Linked DNA regions of Mus musculus: region 2 is linked to region 1. A link is a loop called in an ENCODE intact Hi-C map of the cell type or tissue named here. Cell type or tissue: heart. All regions are shown on one strand. Links, peaks and the distances in the headings refer to the core of each region. The heading gives the core; the rest is flanking DNA.

The links. Peaks named below come from ENCODE experiments on the same cell type or tissue, not always from the same donor. Only the 100,000 strongest peaks of a DNase experiment are listed, where the experiment ranks them.
Region 2: it touches region 1 in a loop (15-fold over the local background); 20 of 42 quality-filtered maps call a loop at or near these places.

The regions. Positions count from the first base shown.
Region 1 is chr15:48,789,614-48,797,512 of GRCm38, reverse strand. Csmd3 (CUB and Sushi multiple domains 3) reads left to right here and starts at 5,524. Exons shown (of 71, transcript NM_001081391.2): 1 at 5,524-5,786. The coding sequence starts at 5,609. Gm34336 (a long non-coding RNA gene) reads right to left here and starts at 4,743. Exons shown (of 3, transcript XR_384081.2): 1 at 2,776-4,743; 2 at 2,180-2,285; 3 at 634-1,432. In heart, for the core only: a CTCF peak has its summit at 4,592 (motif pointing right); no DNase peak of the experiment used is centred there; H3K4me3 peaks cover 1,697 bases; H3K27me3 peaks cover 749 bases.
Region 2 is chr15:48,099,373-48,107,271 of GRCm38, reverse strand. All of the region lies in intron 13 of Csmd3 (CUB and Sushi multiple domains 3), which reads left to right. Among named protein-coding and RNA genes, the nearest start is that of Gm23530, 300 kb to the right of the region's middle. In heart, for the core only: a CTCF peak has its summit at 4,462 (motif pointing left); no DNase peak of the experiment used is centred there.

The sequences.
Region 1 (7,899 bases), core at 3,421-5,920:
TTTCTTGGCAGATGCTTACAGAGCTGATCATTTTTGAAAGATGTGTTGTATTCTGATAAAGTCTGTGCTTTGTGAGATCTGAGCTCTTAATTTGTGTTCTATAAATATGTATGTGAAGCTGATAGTATATAGCCATACTTAATAAAGAAGGATGAAGCTGGGCAGTGGTGGCGCACGCCTTTAATTCCAGCACTTGGGAGGAAGAGGCAGGCAGATTTCTGAGTTCGAGGCCAGCCTGGTCTACATAGTCAGTTCCAGGCCAGCCAGGGTTACACAGAGAAACCCTGTCTCAAAAAAACACAAGGCCTTGCAGAGACTTAAAGTGTCAGGATGGGGGTATACCAAGGGGGCCCCCAACCACTCAGAGGAGAAGCAGGGAGTGGGAAGGATTGGTTGGGGGGGTGACCAGGAGGAGGACAGTAGCAGGATGTAAAGTGAATAAATAAAAATTTAAAATTAAATTACGGGGTGGGGTATTTTTGGAGGGGAAACTAGGAAAGGGGATAACATTTGAAATGTAAATAAAGAAAATATCTAATAATAAAAAAAAAACACAAGGAAAAAAAAGGAGGCCGAGAAATCCATTACAGTGGGAACCATGGTTTATTTAGAGAATATCAGATGACAACTTTATCACTTATGGAACACAGAGTTGTCCACTATCCTTACTACACTGCAAAGCTGCTCTTTATTTTTATTTTTTCTGGTTTCCCAATACTTGGAGAAAAGTGAAGTGAAATCAGCCCCAGGAGAACAAGAAGTTGAACACTCTTCACATAAATGCATCTTTACTGATCTTCCCCTCTGCCTCTCAGGATTGCTGTCCCACATGTTCCATCCCTTAGCCATGACTCTTCTTTGCAGAAACAAAGCTGGCCTAACATAGCACTTATATTAAATAATATATGCAATATGTAATAAATCTACTTTACCTTGGAAGGCAGATGTTGAGAAGAAAGTCTGAATACTAACAGAAAAGTATTAGATATATAGTTCAGGTCAATTAAAACTTACATTTGTCCATCTAAAAAGCGTTTGTATGCAAACAGCAGCAGATGCTGCCTGCCTTCCATTTTAAAGTTTCTTTGGACTCTGTTTCTTTAAAATAACATACTATTTTTCTTGTGCTTACATAAATTTGTGTGCTTTCTTAATTTGGCTAAAAGCTTTAAAACATTGAAAATTGTCAGTATGAAGGAAATGTCTTAGAGAAGTGAGGACTCAAGATGATACATATCCAGGGCAGCACACTGGTTACCACTCTAAGACACTCCCTTGTGCCCCCCAGCGATCCTTATTAGCAGCAAAAGGCCGGATATCTTTACCCCTGACTGACAACTTATCTTCTTCAATGGGACTGATTCTTCCAGAGTCATGTAGGGTGAATATGAGAAATCACACCATCTTCTTCTCAAACAAATGTGGATTATTGCTAATGAAAGAAAGAAACTTGAATTAGAATTCATCCATCATTCTGGAGTCAACATTAAACTCAGATATTTTATTTCCTAGGGTTTGAAAAACTATAGACATAACTCAATATAGAATGGAAAATACAAGTATCAATTCCTTATTCAGCTTCACTTTCTTAACATTGTATCCATCTAAACTAATAATAGAAAGAGCAAGGACCAACTTGCTCAGTTATCTTTAAAGCATGACCAACTGTACCTTATTCTATTCAGTTTCTTTTTCACACAGACTTGTGTGTTTTATTAATTAATTAATTAACACTTTTAATTACCAATTGAGTACCTATACTCAATAGACACTAATATTATAGATAAATGTTTATAATACATTTATATCATAATGAAACAATGAGCTTTGTAGAAAGCTGCACATTATCAGCTGCAAAGGTAGATTATTCTTAGATTAATTACTCAATTGAAAACACATGTATTTCTCTCCAAAGTCAAGTAAACTACTTTTCAAGCTATTTCTTAGTATACATATTCTGATTTAATCAATTATTCATAGTCCCATTGCTTTCCTTCTGTGGTGTTAAAATAGACAAATGTCAAGCAGCTATATTAATATTGGACAATTTTTGGAAAGAAATATATGGTTAATCATTTAAGTAACAGATCATTTCTGTCTTAAAGTCTAAGTTCATTGTATCCCATAAGTTGGGCATGAGTTGAGAAGAAATTGCGATCTGGCACTTCTAGGTTCTGACCTGCACTCTTTTTAAAAGCTCTTAAGGGAACTTAATCATTGTGATTGTCTTCATGATCCTTGCCAACTCCCTGTTTTTCATGACCTGTATGCTAGATGGCCAGTGGCTATGGAGGAAAATAGAGAGAAGAAATTTTAGGGACTAAAATTTATAAATTAAAATTTCTTTACATATGTGCATATGTTTCAAAACTTGATTTTTAAAATATATTATCAATTATTGCTTTACTGTAATTATGTGGAGATAATACAAAAATCCTTATGGTTGCAATGACTAAGCTTTTAAAACTAGCATCTCTTGGAGCAAATGTTGCATAAAATAGAGTAGAAAAGTGCTTTGTCTAAGAGTTCAGACAAGTTAGATTAATATATCTACATAGGTATTACTTTGTTTTAGGCAGGATAGTTAGCTTTTCAAGAACCAGGTATTCATGTAGAAGGGGACAGTTGCCACCCTTGTCTGAAAATTTGCAGTGATGATTAAGATATGCCTGCAAACACAGTGTCCACATCTCTACAGTAAGCACTAAATGTTTGCTACTATAGGAGAAATGGTTTTCTAGTCTCCCCAACAGCCTTAGAAAAACCCACACTCACCTTTGCTGCTTTAGTATAGGTGTACAGCAACGGGTGATTCCTGCTGCCAAATACAGAGAGCTATTGTATTTTTCTTTCTGGGTAACTTGAGTGACTTCTCATCCAGGACACTGTCTGATGGTTGTGTTTCCAGAATACTTTCAGAAACATTCCTTTGAAGAGAGCCTGCTCATAAAAGGTAAGTGTGGTCCAGGCCTAAGTATACCAGACTGCAAGTCAGGGCTCCTGATGACCACCGCGGATAATCCTCTTCATCTCATCAAGCCTTAACTTTTACTGACTGTAAAATGTGAGTTTGTTTTTTTTTTTTCTATCCTGTCTCAGAAGCTGGAGGCTGTGAGTGAAAAATGGCTTGTGATTTATGGTAAGCTGTAGGAACAGGAAACTATAGTGTTATTCGATGTATTATGATCTAACCAGATAATGGGCAATAGAAATCGGTGTCTTGGCACATTTTATTTTGTAAAGAATAATTACAATGAAAATCCCCCAAACGTCTGAGAAACTACCTTCTTTAGTTTAAGAGGGATAGTCATATGAGTTCAAAGAGATGAGATACCCTAAAGTAAACCCAGCCGGGATGACTGACCTCTGCAGCTTGGTAAGAAATCTTGGGCTATGTTCTCATTAAGTTCGCATCTACCTCGTCGTTCAGCCCAGCTAATGCAACGCTCACAGCAAAGCACCCTGACATCTTGACTGAAATCAATGCCACCGCCATTGCCAAGGTGGCTGAGCAGGCTAATGACATCTGCTGTGTTGATCCTCCCAATTGCAGGCTAGTCCCAACCTTGTCCTGACTCTCTTTCCAAATCCGCCTATGCAGACTGTAGCAGGGGCACTGTTGGGAAGGAATGGGTATTCTGCCCTGCAGCTTCTAAATGATCCTTTGAAATTTAATGAGGTCAGTTGGGCGTCTACAGTTTTGCCTTTTCTGAACTCTACTCAGAAGAGAAAACCCTGTGTTCTCTCTCTCTCTCTCTCTCTCTCTCTCTCTCTCTCTCTCTCTCTCTCACACACACACACACACACACACACACACATGCACTGCAAAAACACTTGAGAAAACACCTACGCGTAGGAAAAAAAAAACAAACAACAAAAACACCTTCCATCATTTTTCATAAAGAAGCAGCCTTATTCCTTATGACAGCCCCAGTGTGCGCTCTCCTGCTGTATCCTCTTCTCCCTCTCTCTTTCAATGGCAGACTCACACAGAATGTCACATTCCCAGGGAGGAGCTGAGAATCCTTCTAATAGGTTGAACCCACTTGCTATTGACGACTGTGGGTGCTTTTTGGGTGCCCACTTTCCAGAGCAGAACTCCCTCCAGACGCAACTGCCTTGGTCCAGTGAGCCGCCAGCTCCAAGGCGAGCTCAGGGACAAAGGCTGGATAGGGTGATTGCATACTGCACAGGACGGGGTTCTTCATTTGTGAACAGGGTGAGGAGCTGAAAACTCAAGACAGTGCAGTCCGTTTGTTTGAATGATACACAAAGACGCTCCCCACTACCCTTCCCTGCATGCAAATAGGACCACGGACAGGCACTGGCAATTACCTATTCCAGAGTCTGCACTGCAGCCCTACCTAACTCTTGAGCTAGCACCAAGTTCTCGAATGGGTCAGATCGTCAATACGAACCTGGGTCTATGGAACTTGACCACCAAAATATTTGGGTCAGAATCTGTCCGGGAAAAAAATAGATTCGAAAATTAGTATGCCTAAGAAAAACACTCGTCTCAGGGACAGATCTCTTCAATACGAGATACAACAGGGTCCCTTTAGATGTGAAGGAGGAGCGGGAGGCTTGGAGATGGCCAGTAGATGGCGCAAGAACTCTTTCTTTGTACACTCTTAACCCTTGCCTGGTTTATGGGACTGCCAAGTCCAAATGTATAGACATATACATTTTGCCTTTTGAGAGAAACCTCCCATTTACATATTTGGGATCAACTCAGAATTAGGGAAAATGAGCTTTCTCTAGATATCAACGACAGGCACAACTCGTTTAACTGCTATTGCACACTGGCTGCAAGGAGGTTGGGCAAGATAAAAAAAAAAAAAAAAAAAGAACTATTTAGGGAAAGATTCTGACTTCCCTCCCAACCTTACCCCAGCCCGAGCCACGGGTGACATATGCTTACCAAATAATAAAATCCGCGTCATGTTTTTTTTACACCTAGGTATTCTCATATGTAAATTTGTGCGTGCAAATAAATTATCTGTGATTTCCCTTCTGGATTAAATCAAAGTATAATAGATGTCTAAAGCTGTCTGGGATATAAGCAACTACTGTAGTAACACATGTCCCATTCTAGGGACGTGGGCATCGATGGAACCCAATTCATTATCCTCACGGTTTCTCCTAAAGCGACGCAGATCTTCACTTTAAAAATACTCCTTTAGTATGCTTCTATATTCTCAGGCAGGAATGGAGAGCTCACTAACATAATATTTCTTGAACTGCTTTTGCAGGCAGAATTGATCTATTCGGGGGGAAAAATAATCCAAGCCCCGAGATTTCAAATATTGTAGGGAGTTTATCAGAGAGCAGAGCTGGGCTTTTAGAAGCTCACTAGTGCTTTCTGGTGTAGGTTGTAAGGAGCAAGATTTAAGGTTAATTTTGGTGGAGGGGAAAAAACGCAAAAGAAAAGACAGAATCCGGAGTAGCGGAGACTCTGTGCCCCCGTTGGAGAGATGGTTGAGTCCTCGTCAAGGTTGCTGTGGTATCCCAGAAACACCATTCACTCCGAGCTGTGACCGCGCACCAACAACAGCAACAACTCTACTGCGCTGGGCTGAGGAGCCAGAATCCAGAGCTCGCGAATAATATGAAAGGGAGCCGCAAAGGAGAAAGCAGAGCAAAGGAATCCAAACCCCGGGAGCCTGGCACGCGAAGATGCGCTAAATGTGGCCGCCTAGACTTCATCCTGAAGAAGAAAATGGGGATTAAAAGTGGATTTACGTTTTGGAACCTCGTCTTTTTATTGACGCTGTCTTGTGTAAAAGGTAGGTCTGTTTTCCGGGGTACCCTCTTCTGTGGTGGACATGGGCTTGACTTGTCGCCTGAGAGAGGCTAGCAAGCTTAGTTTGCAATTTGCACGGATAAAATAATAGGGAAAATACTGATGAAGGAGTTGATTCACAGCTCCTTTTCCTCCCCTCAGATAGGAAATGCATTTTGCTTGCCAGATTTGGCGTTCAATGCGGTGATTGAGCCTGTGCTCAATAAATATTCTTGCAGTATGCTCAAACCAATACGTGAGTTGGTTCCTATAGCCTCTAACTAGTGGATATCCACGCAGAATTCCTCTGCAAGACTTTTTTTTTTTTTAAGTGGTGAGGATTATCTTGATTTCTAGTGGAATCTGTGGGGTCTGATGCTTTGCACAGATTTTTTTTTTTTTAATTGAAGACACTGGCGTGAGTGCCTTTTAACCATTTCGGACAGCAAAGTTGCCAACATGCTAGAAATGCATGGGTTTTAAATACATTAGGAGACAGAGCCTTCCAGAGCTCGGTCACACCAACATGAATGTCTGCATACAAATTTGAATTATTTCTACGTGGCTTCCTATGCAAGGATAAATGTAGGGGAGCTTTTTTGGATACTCTGTTAATGCTTGGTTAAAAAAATTAATTAATTAATAAAAAAATAAAAATGAGGCTGAGATGCCACAAAGTGTGAAGATCCACCTTTGAGGATGAATGAAGGTAGGGAGAAAGTCATTAGCAGCTGACCAAAAAGAAAATCCCCGGCAAGTCTCTGCGTTCAGACAGGTACAATGAGTGTCACATGCACAGACAAGGAGTGGGGGCGGGTGGGATGGAAAATTTATTCCTAAGCAGGAAGGGAAGGGACAGTTGGATCGCTGGAGAAAGAACAGTCTGGGGGACAAAATAGAGCCACAGCTATTCCACAACTTCTGCACCCCAATGCCCATTAATTGCTGCAAAGAATACTCGGGAGGTGTTTATGACTCATGCCGTCGTTTCTGAACAATCATTTCTCCATCCCCACAGCAGCTCCAACAGACACGGGGAATGGAGCTCCTAGTGAAGCTAGTTTCCAATCCTGCTTTTCGGTGCCTTGAGGGGTGGAGGGGCAGTGTTGGCCCAGGCGCGCCAAGGCTATCAGCACAAACTGGGCGCTTTTTCCTTTGTAAAGGAGTGCCTCTCTGAACCGCAATCGGGCCGCGTCTCTATGAAACACTTTATTGTCCAGCTTGCAGCTGGCTGTCCCCTCGCAGAAGGCAGCACATTTGCATTCAGTGGATATGATAATTCATGTTTGGGGAGGAGGGAATTGGAGAGGTTACCTCTTCCTCAGCGATGACCAATGATGGGTGGTCTGTTCCGAATTTTAATTGACATCTCTAAATGCCAAGAAGTCATCCCTGGTCTCTGTGTGGCAGCAACTGCTTTGTAACCCCAACCTGATATTTAAAGCTGTGTGTGTGTGTGTGTGTGTGTGTGTGTGTGTGTGTGTGTGTGTGTGTGTGTGTGTATTTCTGGGAATAAAACGCCTGTCCGAAGCGATGTAGATGTAACTAGTCTACCTACTGCACAAACCCCGTTTCTGGTTGCTTACAAGGGGTTTTCGTCGCCAGCCGAGTGTGCGACGAGAGACACGTCTGGGCTTAGTTTTCCTGCCACTCGGAGTGGGTGGTTAATGGATGGCCCTGGGGCTGCCTGCTAGACACGCGCTCGGCTCCGCGTGGAGAAGTCGCGGTCAGCCAGCAGCAGCCCCGGCTGAGGGAAGAAACGTAGAAGTGTCTCCTTCAAGAAGATGACCGAGGGTTAAGTGCGAATTTTCATGAGATACCTGTTGAGCCAAAACGTTTCGGGGGCACATTAGAAGGAGTGAGTTGCCAAAGCGGCAGAGCACGTCAGCCAGAGAAACGCAGAGCTGGGCCGCTTGCAATTTCAGCTCTGGCTGCCAGCACCTACCGTATTTTACGAAGAAAATGCGCCGACGGAAAAGAAAGGAATGTTCATTTGCTTTGAATGGCGTTGGCAGTAGGAGACACCGCTCCTCCACCCACAACTCTTACACTTTGGAGGGAGATAATTGGTCTCCTTTGAGTTTCTTCAAGCTTTAGGGACTTTGGGAAGGTGTTGC
Region 2 (7,899 bases), core at 3,427-5,926, 690 kb after region 1:
GATATCACTGAACCCACACACATACACACACACTTATATATATATATGAGGTTTGTTTGAAGTAAAGGACAACAGCAGCTTTAAGATTCATATGCAAAGAAAGGTAATTTTGAAAAAAAAAATTATGAGTTCCTAGATTGTAGTAGTTCATTGCTTCAAATGTCACACACAGACTGCCTTCAGGTGTCACACACACTCTTTATCTCACGCACGTGCTCGTGCACACACACACACACACACACACACACACACACACACACAATTCTAACTAGAAGAATTCTATCTCCTGATTAGCTTTCTTTATGTCCATCTTAACATGTCTTCTTAAAAATCTCAAATTTGTTCTCTACACTAACATTAATTCTTCAGGTTACTAGTTCTTATATATCGTTCTTATGCATATCTCCATTTTATCATTAATTGTTTTAGTCAATGTTTGGAACTTTGATCACCTCATTGCTTATGATTAAATCTTCTTACCATTGGTTGATTTTCAAATTTTAGCAACCATCTTTCCCACTTCTCAAAGAAACACAAATTTAGGATATAAAATGAATCCTATTTCTTCTATTTATTTATACTTTTAGGATCATCCTTCGCATGTTTGTTAAAATACAGTATGTTTATCAATATGTTTCTTTAGGTTAAAACTCTTAATTCATTTTTATATTACAGAACTCATGACATAATATTTGTGTCATTGCTTTTGGAAACACCTTTAAAAAAGTGACATTGAATAAGTAAGATGTTATGAGAGACCATTAATAGATTCATGCAAAGCAAGGGAAATCCTTAATCTTGGGGGAACTTCAATATCTTTTGTTATGCATAAATTAGAAGATAAGACTTAACTGGAAATTTCTAGAGTTTCTGACAAAATGAAAAATAAAACGTTGTGAAATTTGGGGGAACCCATGGGAAAGGGCAGGGATCTTACTTAGGAAGAGCAGAGCAAAAGGGGTCAAAGACAGCACAAAACTACAAACAACAAAGTCAACAAATAAAGCTCATAGAGACTCACAAAAACCAAAACAACAATCATGGAACCTTTGTGGATCTGTACTAGGTGCTCTGCATATATATTATGGTGGTGTAGTTGGGTTTTTTTTTTTCTTTAATTCTTTTTTTTTTTTTTTTTTTTTTTTTTTTGGTTTTTCGAGACAGGGTTTCTCTTTTAGCTCTAGCTGTCCTGGAACTCACTCTGTAGACCAAGCTGGCCTCGAACTCAGAAATCCGCCTGCCTCTGCCTCCCTAGTGCTGGGATTAAAGGCGTGCGCCACCACGCCCGGCAATTAACAATGGAAATAGGAGTATTTTACTTACTCTTGAGATGCTTTTCCTTTTACTGGGTGCAGGGCATTTGTGGGGAAGGACTTGGAGGAGTGGAGGAAGGGGAAATTTATCAGGTTGTGATATATGAGAGGAGAGTAAGAGGTAATACAAAGAACACCCATGGTATGCACTCGCTGATAAGTGGATATTAGGGGAAAAGCTCAGAATACAAGTGATAGAACTTAGAGGCCATATGAAGCTCAAGAAGAAGGAAGATCAAAGTGAGGATGCTTCAGTCCTAATTAGAAGGGGGAAGAAAATAAACAGGAGCAAATATGGAGACAAAGTTTGGGGCAGAGCCTGAAGGAAAGGCCATCCAGAGACTGCCCCAGCTGGAGATCCATCCCATATACAGACACCAAACCCAGGCACTACTTTGGATGCAAAAAGTGCTTTCTGACAAGAGCCTGATATAGCTGTCTCCTGAGAGGTTCTGCCAGAGCCTGACAAATACAGAGGTGCATGCTCACAAGCAACCATTGGACTAAGCATGGGGACCACAATGGAGGTGTTCGGGTAAGGACTGAAGGAACTGAAGGGGTTTGCAACCCCATAGGAAGAACAATATCAACCAAGACCCCCCCAAGAGATCCCAGGGACTAAACCACTAACCATGTTTACATATTTACGTGTACACATGGAGGGAGCCATGGCTCTAGCTGCATATGTAACAGAGGATAGCCTTATCTAGCATCAATGGGAAGGGAGGCCCTTGGTCCTGTGAAGGCTCCATGCACCAGTGTTGGGGAATGCTAGGGTGGTGAGGCAGGTGTGGTTGTGTGGTTTGGAGAGAACCCTCATAGAAGCAGGGAAAGGTGGGATAGGTGGTATGCAGTGGGGAAACCAGGAACAGGGATAACATTTGAAATGTAAATAAATAAAATGATTAATAAACAAATAAATAAACAAACAAAATCAAAAGCTACTTGGGAAAAATATTAGAAAATCTGTTGTGCTTCCTCTCTCCTTCCTACACAGAAAACCATGTTACTGTGGCATCATCCAGACACATACATGTCTCATTGATCCACATATGAATTCACAGAGACTGTGGCAGCTGAACAATATTCACACAGATTCAAAACAAGAAAAGCCCAGCAAGCAGAAGGGGAAGTGGACACACAGTCTCACCCATAGCCAAGAAGATGTTTAGGATTGCTACCAGCTAGGAGAATGAAAGTCAATTTGTTCAAAGAGTTTCACTGGTTATATAAACCACATTCTAGGGCAGACCTCCTACTCAGGGGTAGTTGGCCAACAAAAACGACTCCATGTTTTTCTGGAGAGAGTGAGGAGGAAGAGGAGGAGGAGGAGGAGGAAAAGAGAGGGGAGAGAGAGAGAGAGAGAGAGAGAGAGAGAGAGAGAGAGAGAGAGAGAGAGAGAGAGAAAATGGAAGTGGTAGGTCAGAGTAGGAGGCGGGAAGGTCTGAGAGGAGTTGAAGAAGAGGAAAAAATATGATCAAAATATACTTTATTAAAAAATTAAGCCCAATAAAAAATCATATTTTATTAATTTGCAAACACATCTCATATATAGTGTCACAATGTTTGTAATAGCGAATATTTCAGTTTTTAAACAAAATAATATCATCTGGTATCTTAGGAGTTATACTAGTAAAAGATCAAAGCCCTAGATGAATTGTGTAAACATAAAGTTCTGAAGAATTTGAAGAGATAAAATATCATTAGGTAAATGAAACCATGAGAATACGCAATTGTAAGTAATCAGTGTAATATCTATAAAATTCAGTAAGGTGACAAATGGCTTTTACTATTTACTTTATTGTAACAATATCATGTAGATTTTTCTCCTAATGTTTAATTTTTATCTCTTCAAGTTAAACTAAACTCAAAATTTAAAAGGGTATAAGCATGAATTTTTAAACTCAACAGAAGATTGGTATTTCTTTATGTTTTGTTAGTAGTTGATTGTGCCTCCTCTTTTTCTGCTTTTGTTGTAATATCTATTCTGACATGCAATAGAGTAAATACCATATTTAATATAACTCTACACAATCTTGTTTTTTAGTAAATTTTAAATAATCCATGTTTTGATGCATTGGAAATATTTTGCTAATTTATTTCTTTTATTATTTCAATTAACAATTCCTTTTGAGCATATTGTGTGTGAATTAAATTATATCATATATTATAATTTGGTTATTTGAATACATATATTCAAATATATATTAAAATATATATGGAAATGACTAAACCCTTCTGTTTAACACATTCATCATAAAATTTTTATTGTGAATACTCTTAACATCTGATCTCTTAGTTTTTTCAAGAACACTACATTTTTTTTTTATCAACAGTCACAATGTTGCAAAACAGCTCTCTTAGACTTTCTCCTACATAAGCAAAGTGTTATGACCTTTAGCTAACATCATTTTAACACTTTCTTCCCTGCCTCACCCAGGTTATTGCTACATTACTTTCTCCTTCTAAGAGATTGTGTTTTGAAGCCATGCAATGATTCTCTTTTTTCTTACTTCATTGATTATCAACTTCTAATAAACCCCATAACATTGGTCTAGGTTGTATCCATGTCAAGTTTATAAAACACATAATTAACTATATAATTATCTGTTACATTAATGTATAGCAACCAAAAGGCATTAAACAATTATTAACAAGAAAATTTGATGTTTTTACTGCTTTATTTCATATAATCTGAAGTAAAGTAAAAACTCATGGGCTCTTTTGAACATTACCACTACTTGTTTCTTTTTCTTTTCTTTTTTTTTTTTTCACAAAGAAAAGAGAAACCAACAATGAATCTGGAAATGTAATTAAAATATAGATCAGGGGAAAGTTCCAATATATACATAATTGCAACTAAAGACATTGAAAATTCATTTCTGTAGCTTACAGTCCATTTGCCACAATAAATCAGAGAGTCACTTAATGAAAATTGTTTGATTGAAACACTTGTACAATGATGTTTATTTTTACATAGAAATATAATTACATTAAAATAAAAGAATTTCAGGCACTTTGATCAAGAAAACGTATCTTCTGACTACTTAATAATGATGCAGGTAATATTTGGCAAAAAGATTCTTTAATGAAGTAGTTTACTTCAGAAAGAAGTGTTCATGATCAAAGACACAACATTGCCATCTGGTGGTGATTTATGCAAAGCAGTTTTGTTAAATGACCTTTACTGCTAAACTGGTAGGTTAAGGCTGTAAATTAATCTTTGCAAGAATGATAGATCATATTACATGTGAAAATATGTGAATAAAGTATTGCTTATATGCCTGAGCTTCTAAATAAAATTGTTCTCCAAGGTACGATTACAGACCATAATTTTTTACTGAAAAGACAATAAAATCACTCCCTTTTATTATAATTAAGTATGCCTACACACATTTTAATTTAATTACTAATATACTAGCTTGTGTACGTAAACCTATAAGTAAATACATTTAATGCATGTACAAAATTATCTTTACAACAGATATACACTACTAAAATTATTTGCTATGGCTTTAAAAGTGTATTAAACATAATTTTAAATATCCCAATTAAATTATGATTAAAAACATTTTAAACTTTGTTATCATAAAATTGTAATAGCCAGAATATTATGAAAAAGCAAATAATCCTCATTTATATTGGGAAGAAGCACAGAAGTATAAAACAATTGTTGTGACAATCATTCAGGATATTGTCTTTGGAATCGATTTCAGTAGTTTACCTTGAAACCAATATGTAATGGAATGTCTAAGTCTGATGCCAATGTATAATGCCTAAAACAGATAGTTAGGCATTAAACTAAATTTACTTTACATTTTTCTCTACGCCTGTGTGTTTCTATTTTACAGCATTTCTGTAGTATTGAATTTGGTTACAATGCATTATAAACCAAACCAGAGTCAATTTTGAAATCCACTGGCATTTTTCCTTCTTTGGGAAATGACCCAGACATTTCAACCCAGCAAAATGTTTAATGAGAAATAAATAAAACTATAACATAATCCCACAGTAGGTAAATCTTGAGCGTCTGGGTTAGTAAATAAATTAGAAAAATCAACACAGTGATTTTAAAGTATGCCACTGTAAATTTAAACAGAGATTTCATCTGTTCCTTTAAAAAGAGATGTAGCTAACCTTTTAATGGGCCCTCCATTTTTTTTCCTTGTGGCATTCTTCTACAAGCAAAGGGCATTTGTAGCATTTGTGAGGGCAGAGATCTGGGGAGTTTATTTAAATGTATTATAAAGTAGTACCAACCATATTATTATAAAAAACAAATATTCTCATTTACATTGGTTAGCAACACAGATTTTCACTGAAGGGGAATACCACCAAGCACTCTGGCTTTAAAAAGTAATGTTTTTTTTTTGCCCCCTCCCCCCAGGAACAGTTAATATTTGTAATGCTTTGCAAAACCAAAGTATGTAAGAATGTTAGAGCACTCATATATCAGATGACCTACAACTTACAAGATGAGTTGTGATCTGTCTCTGCCTGTACTTGTAGAAAGCTATAAAAGGAGATTTTAGTTAGCACACATCTACTAAATTTGAACATATTTTGACACCAATTTCTTTTAAAATTTATCGACAGTAAAGAGGATATAAGACAACACAAATATTTTAAATGTAGATTGCCTTTGTCCTATAACACTGGGAATTATGCTCTGAATCACATTACCAAATACTGCTTGATGTACATCGCATATGGTCAGCTTTAATCACTGTCAGAGACTGAAGCTCTACTTATTAATAAATTATCATTGAAGTGGGGTTTTTTGTTTTTTGTTTTTGTTTGTTTGGTTGGTTTGGTTTTTGTTTGTTTGTTTGTTTTTCTGTTTGTTTTGTTTTGTTTTGTTTGAGACAGGGTTTCTCTGTGTAGCCCTGGCTGTCCTGGAACTAGCTCTGTAGACCAGTCTGGCCTCGAACTCAGAAATCTGACTGCCTTTGCCTCTCAAATGCTGGGATTAAAGATGTGCACCAACACTGCTCAGCTATTGAAGTGTTTTTACTGCAAAAAGAAAAGTACTGAAGTACTGAGATTCTCACAGGAATGTCTGAGGTTCTTTGCTTGTTTGTTACTGAAATCAAGAGTCTGCCTTACGTCATATTGATCCATGCATATACAAGTGATGAAATGATTCCTTCCTCTTACATCTAGGCTTCAACACAAATTGCTCATGCAAAGTAGAAAACAGACCCAAAATTCATTTATCTTGAAAGATTTTACTGTTGAAAGCTTAACCTAGAGTCAGTGTGATACGGTAAATATTATTTGTAGCAATGTTATAGTTTAAGAAATTTAAACATATTTGATAGCAAAAAATAAATGTAGTTTAAGAAGAGGAGTGGGAAAGAGGAGTCTGCTATTATGGGAAAGCATACATGCTCACTCCATTCACAACCCTGGAGTTACATGGCCCCAACAGTCATACAGGCCGTTGGGGCCATGGGACATTGCTTAATTTACCAGTTTCTTTACCTGTTCTATGAAGTTAATGACAATATATCCTAACATTATTGAGAAAACCACATTTAAATACATTTGAAAGTGTCTAGCACATACAACACTAAATAAATAATAACTATTATTCTGAGAATGGTAATTATTAGTACAAGACAGAATCTTGCTAAAATATAGAATTTCTTTCAGTCAAGATTATATTCTGACAAAGAAAATTACAGTGAATAGCAAAAACATCATTAAGAAGCTGAGAAAATAGCATATTTTACAATAGCAGTTTGAAAATAAAATCAATTTACTGTTTGCAAATTGAATAGTATGCATTAAGCATATGTAGGAGAGATATTTAACTATAATATCATGTTTGGCTACCATATACAATTACTATTCACTAGTAACTTTTTTAATATTGCCAGTGAAACTCTAGCCATATCGTTTGTACCACAAAGAATTTTAAAGATTATTCTTATATAATTTAGTGCAATGTAAAGTTATCAATTCATCATTTGAGCTTGGCTTATCAATCTACAATGCAAATTTAGATGCTACTAGAAAACATGGATGCATAACTTAAACATGATGGTTAAGATATTGGCAAAGTTATTATGTCTGACTCTTCTGATAGAATATGATCTTTCTTGAAGAGTTATCATAGTCATGGAACTCCTTGACATCTAGTAAACTAGGCAATCCTTGATTGCTGAGAGCAGTTGATTTCACAGACTTGAAAGTCTTTGACTTCATCAGTAAATGATAAGTAACAGATAAGAAAGAAGAAGATTATAGGCATGGCTGTGAATGCCTATAATCTTAGCACTTGAGATATAGAAGTAGGAATATCTGTAACTCAAGATTATCAAGTACACAGCTACACAGTGCATCTGAGACCACATAAATTTACAAACATACACATATACATACTCAAATAAATATGCTCATACACGGACACACACATAAATTTTGATATGTATGCTATATCAGAGACCATGACAATCTAAAAGAATACTTCACTGTATAATTCCTATTATGGAGGTTGTAAAGTAAAATATCATGCAAAAATATTTTCAAATTTGGGGAGTAGAATAGGTGGGGTCTGGGTGATGGCATCATGGGTAAAATC